2 separate regions of the Homo sapiens genome follow, and region 2 is linked to region 1. The links are chromatin loops, found by intact Hi-C in ENCODE. Cell type or tissue: heart right ventricle. All regions are shown on one strand.

Evidence for each region. Hi-C counts contacts between places; a loop is a spot of excess contacts. Peaks named below come from ENCODE experiments on the same cell type or tissue, not always from the same donor. Only the 100,000 strongest peaks of a DNase experiment are listed, where the experiment ranks them.
Region 2: a loop joins it to region 1, with 2.6 times the contacts of the local background. A loop is called at or near these places in 20 of 110 quality-filtered maps.

The regions. Positions count from the first base shown.
Region 1 is chr10:13,787,957-13,795,956 of GRCh38, forward strand. The region is part of intron 5 of FRMD4A (FERM domain containing 4A); the gene reads right to left. Among named protein-coding and RNA genes, the nearest start is that of FRMD4A-AS2, 200 kb to the right of the region's middle. RefSeq lists an enhancer at 353-943. In heart right ventricle, no CTCF peak of the experiment used is centred here; DNase peaks (open chromatin) are centred at 55, 945, 1,339 and 4,165; H3K27ac peaks cover 2,846 bases.
Region 2 is chr10:14,171,821-14,179,820 of GRCh38, forward strand. The region is part of intron 2 of FRMD4A (FERM domain containing 4A); the gene reads right to left. Among named protein-coding and RNA genes, the nearest start is that of FRMD4A-AS3, 100 kb to the left of the region's middle. RefSeq lists an enhancer at 3,628-4,127 and a silencer at 5,487-5,648. In heart right ventricle, no CTCF peak of the experiment used is centred here; no DNase peak of the experiment used is centred here; H3K4me3 peaks cover 1,392 bases; H3K27me3 peaks cover 6,628 bases.

The DNA.
Region 1 (8,000 bases):
ACCAGCATGGAGCAGGGAGTGCTTCCAGGGTTCACAAAGAACATTCCAGGTCTCTGGGTAACCAGGGAAATAAATGAAGGCTATGTCTCGGATTCAGAGGGTCTGCATGGACAGTTCCGAGTCTGGCTGTGTATTGACCATGGCTTTATGATGCTTGGATGTCTGTGACCTTGCTGGGCCTGGAGGGACTGCTGGTGCCAGGGTTAGCCAATTTCCAGACCCCAAGACTTCCACATGTCACCATGGATCCAGGGTCCACCCCTCCCACCACCTCTCGGCTCTCACACCCAGGGCCACTATTTCCCTGCCCTCACCACCCTAGGGACACGTACCAGACAACTAGGGGGCAGCCCCCATGCTGCAGAGCCCGCTGAAATTATTTAAACTAGCCAATCCCAAGCCTGCTCTCCCAGCCTTGCCCGTTCCTCCCCAAAGAAACCACAAAAAATGCTCTTGCCCAATTGTTTCCCGGCTCCCCAATGCCTCCCACATGGCCCTGCGTGGCATGGTGTGGCCCCTTCTCCCAGGAACTGAGTGACAATCTTTTCAATGTCTGTCCTCTCCTCATCTGCTGGCCTCACCACAGCTGAATCATAATCAGACCTACATTTTAAACGGGTTTTGGGGGCACACTTAGCAGGACTGAATCTTAGGGCATCTATTTGAGTCTAAAGGAACACTCTAGATGGAGCGCAGACCTTGCTAAGAGGTTTCCTGACTCCACAAGCAACAGCCCACCCAAACTAGCTCAGATGATCCCGACCCGAGAATATTTTATCAGAGAGTCTGAAGGAGAACGAAATAGGTGCTCTGTGTTTATGTGTTTGAGCTTATTAAATATTAAACAGCCTCTAAAGCCTCGGGGAGTCCCGTCCCCTTCTTTGACAAGTGAAAGCCTCTGGTTGCAATAGACTGAACACTGCCTAGTCAGATGGCAAGGGCCCAGCCAGATGACATCAGCCAGGTCTCCTCCTCCATTCTCCCTGCTCTCCCTTTCCCTTCCCCATCCAGCCCTGGGCACTTGGGAATCACTGAATATTTACAGCAAGTGTTAATTAAATGGACCAGTGATTTCATTTTGTAATGAACACAAATGTCACATTTAAAATGCCTACTCTTGGTGGCAAATAAGAGCCATGATAATGAAAGCAATAAGCTGTGAGTTTCTGCAGCCAAGCCTCTGATGCTTAGAATCTCAATGCCTCTAAAATCTTAACTGGGACACCTAGCTGAAATATAGCAAGTTCTGGTTAGCAGGAACCTCATTTTAGATCCATGCCATCATTGTTATTGCGAGTGACAGGAAGTAGCAGCTGCTGTCTCCATCAGCCAGGGAAGATACCAAGAATCCGGCCTGTGGACTTGGCTGTAAAATCCTTCCTCCCCGATCGGACTTCTCCTCTCTTATTTTTTTGCTGCTTGCTTCAGTTTATTGTCTGTGAAACTCAAATTCTGAAGAGGCAAATCTAATCTCTGTTTATTTTCTTACAAGGAGTTGAGATGATCAGAACTACAGGACACTTGGTAGAAGAAAATGTAATTAAAGAATAATCCAGACATGTAGGCTTCATTCTGAGCACAAAGTTGTGCCTATGAAAAGACCACACACACACACACACACACACACACACACATGACGCAGACTTCCTTGGGTTGTGTATATTTTCCTTATATTTTTTTCTTGACCTATTTCTAAAGCTTGCCTGGTGAACAATATCAGAGAGACATTGTTCCCAAGCCTTATAGCACTAAACAATGGTTTGCAGTTCAAGGTGCTCTTGGTCATATATTGACCGCTGCTGGCTGCTTATAATGTGTGTGTGTGTGTGTGTGTGTGTGTGTGTGTGTTGTGTGGTGAGGGGAGTGGGAAGAGGTGAGGCTGGACAGTTAAGCAGAAGTCACATCATGCAAGTCACGCTAAAGATGTCCTTTTCTGAGGATAATGGGAAGCTGGAAAAAAATTATGAGCAAGGATCAGATGAGAATTCTAGAAAGATGCTCAGTGTCTTCATATAGGGGAGTTTGGAAGGGGTCAAGGCCAGACGCAGAGATGAACAAGGAGATCTTGAGTCCAGGAGAGGTTTATGGAAGCCCTAATTACTATTAGGCTGTGTATGGAGAGTAAGAGATGGATAGGGAGCTGTTTAAGATGCAGGAATAACAGCGAGTAGTGACTGAGGGAACAGGAGGAGGCAAGCGGGAGGGAGCGGTGAGGTCAAGGTTGACTCCCAAGTCTCTGGTTTTGGGGGCTGCAGGGGTGATGGTGCCCATCACAAAGACAAGGAGGTGACAACGAAAGGGGAGCACATTTGGATGCAGAAAGACGACGACATCATTAGATTCCAGCTGCATCTGTGAGGAAATGCCAGTCAGTGGAGATGGCCTGGAGCTCGGGAGAGAGGTCAGGACTGGGGCAGAGGACGGAGAGTCTCCAGCAAAGAGACTGCAGTGGCAGCTGTGGATGGGGGTGAAATCACACCAGGGGAAGGTGCAGGGAGAGAAGACAAGCAAGACACGACCTCGTGGACACCAGGGCTCAAGGGACAGCAGAGCAGAGCAGGGAACCTGCCCCGAGCCAGGGACAGAGGGGACAAAGAGGAGGTGGCCCAGGAGAGTGTAGTGCCACAGAGCCGGGGGAACTGAAAGGGAGCATGTTCGAATGAGCCCAGAGCCACAGAAGCCACATGGGAGCAGGGCAGAAGCACGCCTGTGGAGCTAGGGGCGAGAGACCTCCAGTGACCAGGGGGTACGATGGCACCAGAAGCTGGACGACCACAGAATGAGGAACGAGAGGCCTGTGGGGAGGGGGTGACAGCAAGTGCAGACCCATCTCTCGGCGGTTGCTGTGAGCAGAGCAGAAGGGGTAGCAGAGGGCACTGGCTGGAGGAGGCTGTGCATCACAGAGGACGTTTTCTTCAGTTAGATTGGGACGTGGTCACAAAGGGGAGGAATCCATGGAGGAGAAGATAGAGAAAAAGAGAGGAAAGGCTCGAGGGAGAAGCTCTGTGAGGTGACAGAAGGGACTGGGATTGAGGTACACGTGGATCAGTGCGTGCTGGATGATGGGCTAAGGGTCTTCCTCTGAGACGCTCATGCATTTGCGTGTGTGCAGTGAGTGGACTGAGAAGCCACAAAAACACAATTAAAGATACAATTAAGTTTGTGGATAAAGAAGTAGGACTAGGAGCTCCCTGGTGCTGGCTTTTATTTTCTCTGCAGAAACATAAGCAGCAACATCTTCTTAGAGCAAAAGCCTTGAGTATCTGGGACCTGAAGCAAGAGGTAAAACCACAGTGGGGAACAGAGACCCTGAGCAGGCACCCCTGGCAGAACTGGCTAGAGATATGATGATCTGTGTGGGGTTCATCACAATAACCATGAACCAACCTGAAGTTGCATGAACATTTTCCTGAACACACTCAGAAGCTCGGGGGTAGAAATAAAAGGTGTGTGTGTGTGTGTGGCAGGACCAGTCCAACCCTGCGGGTGGGTGTGTGTGTGAGAGAAAGGGAGAGAGAGAGAAAGTGTGAGCAGCAAAGGGAGGTGTGGTCCAGGGTCAGGAAGTAGTTGGAAGGGTGCACAATGGATTTGCACTGAATTGGCCAAAAAATAGGACAGGCAGGGCTGATAGGATCTCAGAAGCTGGAGGAAATGGACGCGAAATTGCCTGAGAACAGGGTTTATCAGTTTTGTTCGCTGCTCTGTCCTTGGCTCCTAGAGCAGTGCTTATGCCAAGGGACATCTGTGAGCCCATAAATGAAGGCATGGATGATGATGCAGAAACAGCCCAGGAGGAGCAGTGAGCAGGCTGCTGCATGCTACAGCTGGGATGATGGTGGATTTGGGCTTGTAAGTCTCGGGAGTGACACAGCTCAGGGTGATGACCAGGTGCAAGTGGACCCTGAAGTTTTCTTTCTAGGAGACAGAAAAGCACAGTTCAAAGAATACCTTCCGGCGGGTCTCCACAGTGTCAGATAATGCAGAAAATGGCAAGACCTTCTCAAGTGAGACCAACAGCAGATGTCTGAGGTCCTGAAAATTCTTGCTTTACCATTTGAGATGGCTCTTCCTCCTCCAGTGTGGTATTTCCAAGATATCCAGTGTATCCCTTCAGAGTGGCAGCCTGCCAAGACCTGTGACTGTGATTGTCCCTGTGCAGGGGCACTCTGCCAGGGGAGCTCTGGGTTGGGTAGTGCTGGAACCAGGCTGGCAGGCCTGGCGGTGGCTCTGTCACTCATGGTGGTGTGCACTTGTCCTGAACACCATCTTTGCAGGAGGATGCTGGTTCTGCAAACATGGCCAAGCGTGGGTCACAAAGAGGGCTGGGGTCGCCGCATTTGACTTCGCTGCTCCTGGCCCTGCCTATACAGGGAACAGTGGAGACCTCTGGCCACAGGTCTTGGCAGGCTGCCACACTGAAGGGATACACAGGATCTCTTGGAAATGCCACATTGGAGGAGGATGTTACTTTTCCCCTGTGGAGACAGACAGCATGCAGTAGGGGAGGACAGACACAAGGATTGGAGTCAGACCTGACCGAACAGATGAGACCTCATCTCGCCTTCGTAACTTATTAGCCATGCTGGGGAAGAATTTATGGACCATCCTGGGCCCCCATCTCCTTCTTTTTAATTCGGAATAATCAGACCTGCTTCCAGGGTTGCTGCAAAGATTAACAATCAGCCTTAGCAATGGACAGGTGCTGAATAATGGATAGTTCCCGCCTCTCCAGTCTTTATCCTTTTTGGGTAATTATTAAGACCCTGAAGCCACCTGGGATCATTCCTGGTGATTTGCTGGTTGAAAAACTGGATGGACCAGGCCCCTCTTAGGCTGAATGATGGGTCAATGAAGGCAGGATCTGAGTCCTCCCTTCCACTGTCCCCAAAACCTCCTGCAGCCTGATACTTGCCTCAGGGCCTCTGCAGAGGAAATGCTTATAGAGGAGATGCTATCTGGCTTCGTGGATGGAGAGGGGTTCTGAGTTCCAATTCATGTTATTTAATATATTTGGGTCTTATATTTTCCTAATCTGTTGAATGGAGGTGATGATTCTGCCTGGTGTTTTGCATATGTATTATATCAGAAGAATATATAAATCCCAAATAATAGCCCAACCTGGGTTACTCAGCCATGCAGTGTTAGTACCTCCATTCTCTGACTTTCTAAAATGTACCTTCAGGTAGTTAGTTATCTTTTCCATGACCCTCTGTTTCTTTTTTTTTTTTTTTGTGAGATGGGGTCTTGCTCTGTTGCCTAGGCTGGAGTGCAGTGGCACAATCTCTGCTCACTGTGATCTCTGCCTCCCTGGTTCAAGTGATTCTCCTGCCTCAGCCTCCCAAGTAGCTGGGATTACAGGCATGCACCATCATTCCTAGCTAATTTTTGTATTTTTAGTAGAGATGGGGTTTCACCATGTTGGCCGGGCTGGTCTCAACCTCCTAACTTCAGATGATCCACCCACCTTGCCCTCCGAAAGTACAGGCATGAACCACCATGCCCAGCCTACCATGGCCCTCTTTTATCAGGTGGCTCGATTCTGCTTTGCCAACGAAGGCTACCTAGACATGTGGTATGTAGATGTAATATATAGACATTTACACCAAAGGAGAAAGGATTTGAGGAATCTGGGAGTCAGGCTGCGTCAAGATATGCAGGTGCCATGGCTGGAGTGGGGAGGCTGCTCAGAGCCCAACCGTGCTTCTGTTTAGAAACACACTGGAAAGGTACCCAGCTGGACAGAAGTTCTTTTATGGACTCAAGCCTATTTCAAGTTCTGGGCTTTTGATGAAGATGATTCTCTTACCACTCCTTTGGAGAAAACTGCCTGTGAGCATCCCTAGGCAGATGTCAGGTTATAAATAGAGGATTCTTCCCAGGATGAAAAGCAAGGTAAAGAGACGGAATTCACCTATATAGAGAATCTGCCTCCTCTCTTAGAGAAAACAAATGATTGGTGTTTTGTTACTGCACTTCTTGGCCAGCTAAGAAGTGGGAACTCAGGGTAGTGAGGGTGCTGGGATCCTCTGTGGCTGGGACCCTGGTGATGAGCCCCACCCCACCCTTGGAGGCTGCTTCAATAGGTCGACTGACTGGTGAGGGCCTGAGTTCAGGTAATAAGGAGGAGAGGGCAGTACAGAGGGAGATTTTGGAAGCAGCAGCAGAGAATTAATGCACATAAAAATTCTAGGTTGGGAGGCCGAGGCGGATGGATCACCTGAGGTCAGGAATTCCAGACCAGCCTGACCAACATGGTGAAACACGGTCTCTACTAAAAATACAAAAATTAGCTGGGTATGGTGGTGGGTGCCTATAATCCCAGCTGCTCAGGAGGCTGAGGCAGGAGAATCTCTTGAACTTGGGAGGTGGAGGTCGCAGTGAGCCGAGATCATGCCATTACACTCCAGCCTGGGTGCCAGAGCGAGAATCCGTCTCAAAAAAAAAAAAAAAAAAAAATTAAAAAATTCCAGGAAGAAGACAGAAGACTTCAAGATGTGTAGCCTATGTGACTGAGTGGATGACGATGCCACAGACTTGATGGGACCATGGAAGGTCAAGGGAGGAGAGAGAAGATAATAAATTTGGCTTTGGACCTGCTGAGTTTGAAGTACTCAGGTGGGGCTCTGCAGGAAACAAGTGGAATGTGACACTTCCAGAAAGATCTGCTTCCATAGGAGCTGGAGAAGGAGCACATTCTGCCAGATGGCGTGTATAAAGACATAGTGGAGAATGGCTGTCCCTAAATGCGGATTTGGAAATTCTTCTCTCTAAGGAGTGTTCTTTGAGGTTCTTGCTTTGGCCGACCATCAATGGTGATGGTGGAAGCGTCTATTATGGCTACGGATCAGAAGTGGATGTTACATCTGGGTCTTCAGTCATCCCATTCCCCAATTCTCTCTATTGCTAGCACCTATTTAACCTCTGCAATGCTAGGTTACCTGCTTTTATGCATAGAAGACAGGCTTGCAGTGATTTGGAAAGATCTGTGTATCTTAGAGACTGACACTTCCACCACCAACGTCAAGGTGCCCCAAGCTCTCCTGCAAGGACGTCCACAAATAATTCAGACACTTGGAAAAAACACCTACTAGGCAGCCAAGCCCAGGATTTTCTCCTCTTGGCTAATGTTGGTGAACATCACCAGGGAGGTGGGGAGAGCCTGATATATGGTAAATGCACTCATCCACCTGCGATGACAGGTTAATGACCTGCTTCCATGCAACTGGAGTCCTGCCTGATACCACCTGCCCCTCCCAGAGGAATTGTTACTATTTGCTTTATATGGTTGCTTTGCCATAAATCTGAGAAACTGTATACACCATTAAAGAGAATATGGCATTGAAATCATCCCCATCAGTAATGGAAATAGCTAAGATGAGCTTGGATATGTTCACAGCTGTTAAACAAATCAAAAACGCATTAAGCGCAAGTTGAAATTTACTCTGCCAGCTGAGGAAAAGTCATACACTCGAGCCTGTTAAGTGGACCCTTTAACTCTTGTTTGAAGCCCTTCTAATGCCTTGTGTGGCTTAAGGATGCCTATGTCTGGAACTGCATTCCTGATCATGCTCTTTAGGAATGACAGAATTGCATATCATTTGTATCTCGCTCCTGAATTTCTGTTAGTATATTTCAAAGAACAGAGTTGTATGGCATGGGTGTAAGTGTTAGTGTCCATGTAAAGACTGAGGCATCAGCACTTAATGCTTCTGTAATTGTGTTGCAATCAAGGTTCTGGACAGAAAGAACCTGGTGCCTCCATAGACTGGGTGTTTCGGAGCTGCTGGACTGGGGGCTCAGATTCTGACTTTGCCACCAATTCAGACTTTGCCCCTGAACCCCTGACCTGCCCAGCCTCTGGCTTCTCACAACCTTTTGCAAACGGAAGTGGTAAGTCCTGTTGTCTTCATAAGACAGCTGCAAATATTAACTATTTAAATCACTATAGCCCACAAATCGTTCCCTTTGCAAGCACAAAACAAAATTTCTTAGACTAGATT
Region 2 (8,000 bases), 380 kb after region 1:
CTATCATCATACCAGGAAATCAGAAACTTCAAGCTAAATCCTCACCAAAGGGAGAAAATATTTCAGAACAGACTTAAGGAGGCATAATGTGATCAAAGTTTAAGTATGGCAACCACCTTGTCACGGATATGTCTTCTCTTCGGATAAATTAAAAATATCGCTGGGTAATTTCAACAACATTTGGACAGGGCAACTTAGGATTTAAAACCAAGCCTTGCCAATGGGATTCTCCTCTTGCCCAGTCAGGTCTTGTTCCCTCAGTCATGATGATATTGTAGGTCACTGAATTCAAATGCAGTTTGAATTTTCAATATGGAAATATCCATTTCCAGCATTAGAAATAAAAAGACTAAAAAAGAATTCACAGAAGCAATTTAAACACATACACATACACAAATCCCTTGAAACCTAAAAACTGAAGGGTTTGAATGAGAATCTATTTGCTATGTAGAGATTTTATGTTTAAACTTTGGTAGGACCCGAACCCCACAGTTTCCATGTTTATTAGACAATATGATGATCAAGGAACAAGCCATGATGTGAGTGATACTGATAAATATAATATGTGAGCAGCCTGACTCACTGACATCCATTTCTCCCCCGACTATAGCATGCCATTTTAATCGGCTCATGGTGTGATTTACGCAGAGCCTGGGTCCTGATTATTTGCATAGGAAACTCCCTTCGAAGTCTACGAGAGTTGTACTCGCGTGAGGTTAGGAGCTCGGATCCACAGATCTGTTAGGCGCCAGAGACTGCACAATACTGCGATAGTTTGCAATTTGAAAACCTGGTCAAATGAACAGATTACGATGCCATTCCCCAAAGCATTCAAACCTCATCCTGTCAATCAAGTGAGCTAGGATGCCAGTGTCATTTGCCATTTTCTTTGCTGTGGTAGGGGATCATGAAACAGCACCTTGGATTGAAGTGTACTGCCTGTAAGCAACAGGATTCCAGCTACATGCCCAGTGAGAACAAGTGGGTCACCAAGGGGATCTCAAAGATCTGCCAGCCCGCAGAAGGGCTGGAGTTAGAGCCTTTGTAACAAACTCTCACTTGAGGCTATCCTTCTAATGAATGACTCTCAGACATGGGTGAACATAACAGAGATGGGAAATTCTCGCAAAGGATGGGGTGTCTTCCTGCACAAGACCTACTTCTAACATTCTCTGAAAATATCATGGTCAGGCTCATTAACCAGCAGGAAAAAAAAATGTTCAATGACAAGAGTCTATTTGTGTCCAAATCATTACACAGGGCATCAAAGAGATGAGGTAAATCAAAGCTTTGTCCTATTGACTTTAACTCTGCTGTGTGTTTAGAGATCTATTTGCCCCTTGATTTGTTTTGAAATTTCTGGTTAAGAAAAGTAATATTTCTAGCATTATTGAAAACTTTGGATCTATCCATTTAGAGTTATAGGTAAATATAGCAGATATCAAATAACACCTTCATCGTCTGAGCTTATAATGGAAAACCCCACGTTCAAAGCGTCTCTTGAAAGTGAAAAAGCAAACTCCAGCCAAGAAGAACAAGCGCTTAGAGTCTTCAGGAGACCAAAACCAGTTCCCCGTGAGCATTTCTAAATGTTACAGGACCAAGTTCAAGATGTCAGGCTAGAGCAGTGCTCTGAAATCTTTTCTGCAGGTCTGCTATTTTTCCGAGAACACACTGGCCTCCAGAATGCATTAACCTACTTTCTACAGAGAGGATTCCCTGGTCCTCCTGCTCTGAAGAAGAGGAGGAGGAAGAGGAAGAGGAAAGAGGCTATTTCAAGTGGGAGCTGGGCACACTCTTTGCCTTAAACGTGTTACTCCTCCTGCTAAACAGCAATACGATCTGAGAAATTGGTACTTCCTGCAAACGAACAGCTCCGAGGGCTGCACGGCCCCAAAGCAAGAGTGACTGGAAATCCTGCTAAAATATGGCTGTCTAATCAACCGAGAGGCGAACTCATTTACTGAGGTTCCCATTGTCCACGCTGACAGATGGCTCGCTCCCCTCTCTGCTCTCCCCTTCCCCTCAGATCGCGCTGCCGTGCAGGCAAGCCTATTCTTTGAGAGATCCAGTTGCAATCGCCAGCCTAGTTCTGAAATGAGACAAAAGCTCCGTGAGCCTCCTCCCATGCACAGAGCCTTTTCTGTCCCTCCAAGCAGAAGGAAAAGAAATCCAGATCCACTCCCCTTACCTTCGTCCTCATCGGAGACAGGAGCCCTTCCATGGTGGCAGAATCCTCATGCCAGTTTCTGTCTCCTGCAAGTTACTCTCTCTGTGTGCCGTGCTTAAGCATCCCACATGAAAAGAGCCATGTCGGGAGCCGTGGTGGCTCCCCTCTCCCGGGTGGCGCCTCTGCACCGCCACCCGGTCTAACTTGAATCCCCAGCGCCTGCAAAGCGCCGTTCCTGGAGAAGCCTGCTCCTCTCCTCGCCCTGGTCCCCTCTCTCTTTCTCCCTCTCCCGCGCTCTCTCTCCTCCCTCTCTCTCCTCCCTCTCTCTTTCCATAATCTGCCTACAGCTCTCTGTGTACCCTGCTCACTTGACAAATGATCTCTGTCTTAGGTAACGCATTTGAACCAAGAACAGTGATCTGTAACAACCCACAGGGCAGCTCATCCAGGGCAGGAGGCGAGGGGGGCTGAGCCGGAGCATCCAGCCGCTTTGGGCTCTGTAGCTTGTTCTCTCCAGAGCTGAGAGCACTGTTGCGTTTGTTCGTTCATTCATTCATTCATTCATTCATTCATTCGTTCATCATTCCTTCCTCTCTTAAGAAGTGGGACTCCCACAGGAATGGATCTAGTTGACACCATTACTGAGCTGCTTTTCTGGTCTGTGTACAGAAAGCTGAAAAAGAAATCCCACTGCGTGGAGTACTTCTAAATACCCATGTTCAGCCCACTGTGAATTTCACACCTGGATAGTTAACTGGGTTCTTCTGCAGTTTGGCCAGATGTTTAGAGGCACATAACTGTAGCCTCTTTTTAGAGAAAGTTTCAAAAACAGATTTATGGACTCTGATCCTGAATAGTTGAGTATTAAAAAAAAAAGTGTGTGTGTGTCTGTGTGTGTGTGTGTGTGTGTGTGTGTGTGTGTGTGTGTGGACGCGCGCGTACGGGCACACTGTCCAGGAGTCCAAATAAATCAGGATTGACTGTTTCATTCAGCATTGCTGGTCACTTGGAAAAAAATACACAATGAAAGAAAAATGGCAAAGACCTAGGTCAGAGCATAATGCAGTTGAAAAGATGAGATTTTTCTGAACTTCTTTATGCTTGAGGAATTTTCTCTGTGAGAATAATTCAACATCTCTACTTCAACTGGTGACTCCTTAAATGTGGCTACACACATCTATGCCATCACCAAGGGGCCAGGACCCCTTTTGCATCATATATGTGACACATGTGCACCATACATGAACCTATCAATGTGATTTAAGGAAGATGCCCCTGTCCCTTGCCCTTCTTTCCATCTGTGATTCTTGTACTCACAAGACATCCCCAAGATAGGGCGAGCCACTCTGTCCTCCAGATGGAATCACAGGCTGGTCCCAGGCCCCTGCCTCTTCCTTCATTGATGCTTTTCACCCCTAATTAACATCCTTCTTCTCCTCCCGTTCACACATCAGCATTCCAATAGAACTTCAGTATCTACACCAACTCTATCACCTCTTGATCACCTCCTTCGTAGTCTCCAGTTTGCTTCCTTTTTTTTTTTTTTTTTTTTACAGGGTGTCTGTCTGTTGCTCAGGCTGCAGTACAGTGGTGCAATGATGATGGCTCACTGCAGCCTTGAACTACTGGGTTCAAGAGATCCTCCTGCCTCAGCCTCCTGAATATCTGTGACTGTAGGCATGCACCACCATGCCCAACTAATTTTTAATTTTTTTATGGAGACAGGGTCTTGCTATGTTTCCCAGGCTGGTCTCAAACTCCTGGCCTCAAGAGATCCTTCCGCCTCAGCCTCTCAAAGTGTTGGGATTACAGATGTGAGCCGCTGCTCAGGGTCCAATTTTCTATTCTTAACTCTTTCTCTGCGTCACCTTAGTTGCAGGCTGCAACCTCATTCTCACTTAACCAGACATGTACATCCTTTGACCAGAGTCTTAGCATCCTGACAAATCTGTAGACCCAACATATTGAGTGCAACTCGCTGTCCTTATATAAAAGATTATTGCCATTTCTGGGGGACTCTGGACCTTATTTCTTGGGTATTGACTTAAACAATACTTCTTATTTTGTATTGTAGTGTTTAGGGATCCCTAATATTTTCTTCTATTCATGTAGTCATTCAACAAATAGTTGTAAGGCACCTAGTATGTGCTGGAAGCTGTTCTTGTTCTGATGATACAGTGGAGAATAGGGTAGACAAAGTCCTTGTTCCAAGGCCCTATATTTCATAGCAGGTTTGATACAAAACTCAACCAACTCATCAAGCCCTTCCATCTATCATTGCATTATTCATACCAACCTCTCCCCATGTTTTTGGGTTTCTCTGTGGGATTGCAAACCTTCTGATGTGACTTCCATTTCCAGTTTAGTGCCAGTCTCTTTGTGACACTTCTCCTAACTGTACACCCATGATCAACTTTCTCCTAGGAAATAAAAAACCAAAATGTCTCCACGAGAATCTCATTCCTTCACCTCCATCTTTTTTTTTTTTTTTTTTTTTTTTTTGAGACGGAGTCTCCCTCTGTTGGCCAGGCTGGAGTGCAATGGCGCAATCTCAGCTCACTGCTATCTCCGCCTCCCAGGTTCATGTGATTCTTCTGCCTCAGCCTCCCGAGTAGCTGGGATTATAGGCACGCACCACCACTCCCAGCTAATTTTTGTATTTTTAGTAGAGATGGCGTTTCACCATGTTGGCCAGGATGGTCTCAATCTCCTGACCTCACGATCCACCCCCTCGGCCTCCCAAAGTGATGGGATTACAGGCATGAGCCACTGCACCCAGACTTACTTCCATCTTTAATTCTATTCTCTGTCCTCTTCCCCAGACCCTTCCTCTATCTCCCCAAAGGTTTCATTTTTCAGTGTCAGGGAAGGAAATCACTCTTGTTTACTCAAAACAGAGATGCCGTTCCTCATCCTCCCCGGTTATTGGCCCTGAACCATTAAAACGACTTGTTATCCCACTCACTGTTGAGACATCGCCCATGCCATGTGCTACATTTAGCTTCCATCCCTTTGGATTCTTCAATAACTAGAATAAGCTGCATCCATTATTTGCTTTTTTACTTTCGACAATTCTTTCCTGAAGCATTCTGCCCTGTTCATGACATGTAAAGGTTCATGAACAGGTTTGCACTGTTTGTGCCCTTTCTAAACTCAGAAACCCCTCTCATCAGAATTTCCAATCATGTACCCTTCTTTTTGTTTGTTTTTGTTTTTGTTTTTTTTGAGACAAAGTATCGCTCTGTTGCCCGGGCTGGAGTGCAGTGGCATGATCTTGGCTCACTGCAATCTCTACCTCCTGGATTCAAGTGATTCCCGTGCCTCAGCCTCCACCATGCCCAGCTAATTTTTTTTGTATTTTCAGTAGAGATGGGGTTTCGCTATGTTGGCGGGGCTGGTCTTGAACACCTGGCCACAAATTATCCACCAACCTTGGCCTCCCAAAGTGCTGGGATTATAGGTGTCAGCCACTGTGCCTGGCCCCAATCATGTCCCCTTCTCAAGAGTTTTATCCTTGATATTAAAAAAAATATATCTCTGGTACAATTGATTACCTGCCCCGCTGCCTCCTGGCCCTCTGTACTCTCTCTGGCTCTCAATCTCCCTAAAGGTTTGTTTAAAGTAGATAGAACAGAGGGGGGACTATGCCAAGGTTAAACAAAATTCGACTGATTGCATGTTTAAGGCCGGTTGTTTTCTGAAAAACTCCAACCATAGATTTTGGAACCAGAATAGCTTTCCTGAGTCAAAGGAAAGGACTTTCGGAAGGAATTTGGAATATTCTGTATAAGTGCACCACTTAGGGAGGGTAGAACTTTTCTGGTTGTTTACACACCAGCCATTTAGCCCCTGGAGCCTGGGGTTGTTCACCATATTTTTATAATGGTCTGAGAGGTCCTTGACGAAACCTCTGGAATCAATAGGACTTGGAACCTATCAATTAGCTCCTGAGATGATGCTGCTGTTGATGGTAAAGATGAGAATGGCAATAGCTGTTGAATGCTTACCTGGTGGCAGGCACTGGGCTAAGTGATTTCATGCAGTAGTTCACACAATTCCCTTACCCCCTGCCCTACGAGGGAAGTACTATTCTTACTGCTATACTGCAGAAGCTTCAGCTAAGTAATTCACCCACACAGCATTCAGTTCAATGAAGCCACTGCTGGTGTACTATTTCCACCTTGTGTTACTTCATTAAAAATAATCCCCACCAACATAAGACATACAAAGACTTAAAAGTACATTTTAAATTTCTGTTCTTTATTAGTCAGGGGTTGCAAAGTAAGCATTTGAAAGTATTTTATTTTAGACTATTAGGCTATTACATTGAGTACCTCGTTCACTTATGTATTCAGGAAACCAATATTCATTGAACATCCACTTCAAGCCAGGTTCTGTGTTAGACACTTAAAAGCACAAAGTCTTGTGTTTATCAAAGATAAACATTTACAAAATGGAGCACATTAGTCCATTTATCACTTATGATTTCCAAGTCCTTTAAATACTGATGACTGCACCTTTTATGTCTTGTGTGAAGTGGTTGAATTGTTGCAGGGTGAAGGGGGCAGGAAGAGAGAGAGGGTGGTGGGGATTAGAAAATATTTTAACCTGGGCAATAAATGTCCGTGAAGAATAATTGTCAGATCATTAGGCACCCTAACACCCTTGACATTGATCAATGTTACCAAAGTATCCAGAAGCAAGAACGATTTGCATTTTTGCCTCACAGATTTCTTTGGATTAGGGCACTCTCTGCTTGCAATTTACCATCTGGGGTTAACCCAAACTTAGAAAAAAAAAAGTCAATAAATATCAAATATGTAGACACTGGTGAAATATTAATTAAGTTTACACCACAAGAGAAAGGGAGTTTTCTCTGAAATCTGACTTAAGGAATTTCTACTTTGTGGTAGGTGGACTTCTCACCTATAGAGGAAAACTCCCCACACCAAGGAACCTCTCTTAGCAAATGCCCTTGCCCTTTGAGCCACCCTTCTTTCATATTTTGATGTCAAAAAAGAGAGGGAAATAATAACTTTATAATAAACTTCTCTAGACTAGGAGCACTTGTAAACGTCACAAAGGCTGTTGGGTAGGCCATGGTTGGAGGCTCAGGTTTTCCATCTCTTGGGCTTAAACACTGACCCTTTCTTCCCCACATCTTTGCCATTTTTGAGGTTAATTTATTTAGGCCCCTTAGAGTCTCTGGGGATCATAGCTAGCCAAACAATTAGGTTTTATTATCTGGGATTGCACTGCCTGCTTCATAAAGAGTTGATGATTTATTAAGGTGAGAAGATTGTGACCTAAGCACCGTGAAGGCTTTACCCTCTGTGACCTGCTCACCACTCTTTACTATTTAGAAACATCTTCATCAAATTGTAGGCTTTGGGATGATAATGGATAGAAAAGGTCTTCTTCCTGGATCAGTTCCAGATATCTTGGGTAACACTGAAGGAGTTATGTAACTAACATGACAAATCTCCTTCCCCCTTTTTCTCTCTGCCTCAACCCTCCTCAGCCACACATATTTGCTTTCATTTATAATATAAATATCCGAACCTAGCACAGAGAAAATTTTCACCTGCTATGTACTAAAGTGCTCAATAAAAATTGTGATTTAATATTAAGTGCTTAAATTTATTCATGTCTAGGTAAGAGAAAACATTCTACAAGTTCTTGCGATACAAAAATTATATAGCGATTAACATTCTTTCAAATTGTTTTTACATGTGTTTGCCTTTTTAAAAACCTCAGAATGGGCCGGGCGCGGTGGCTCACGCCTGTAATCCCAGCGTTTTGGGAGGCCGAGGCAGGCAGATCACTTGAG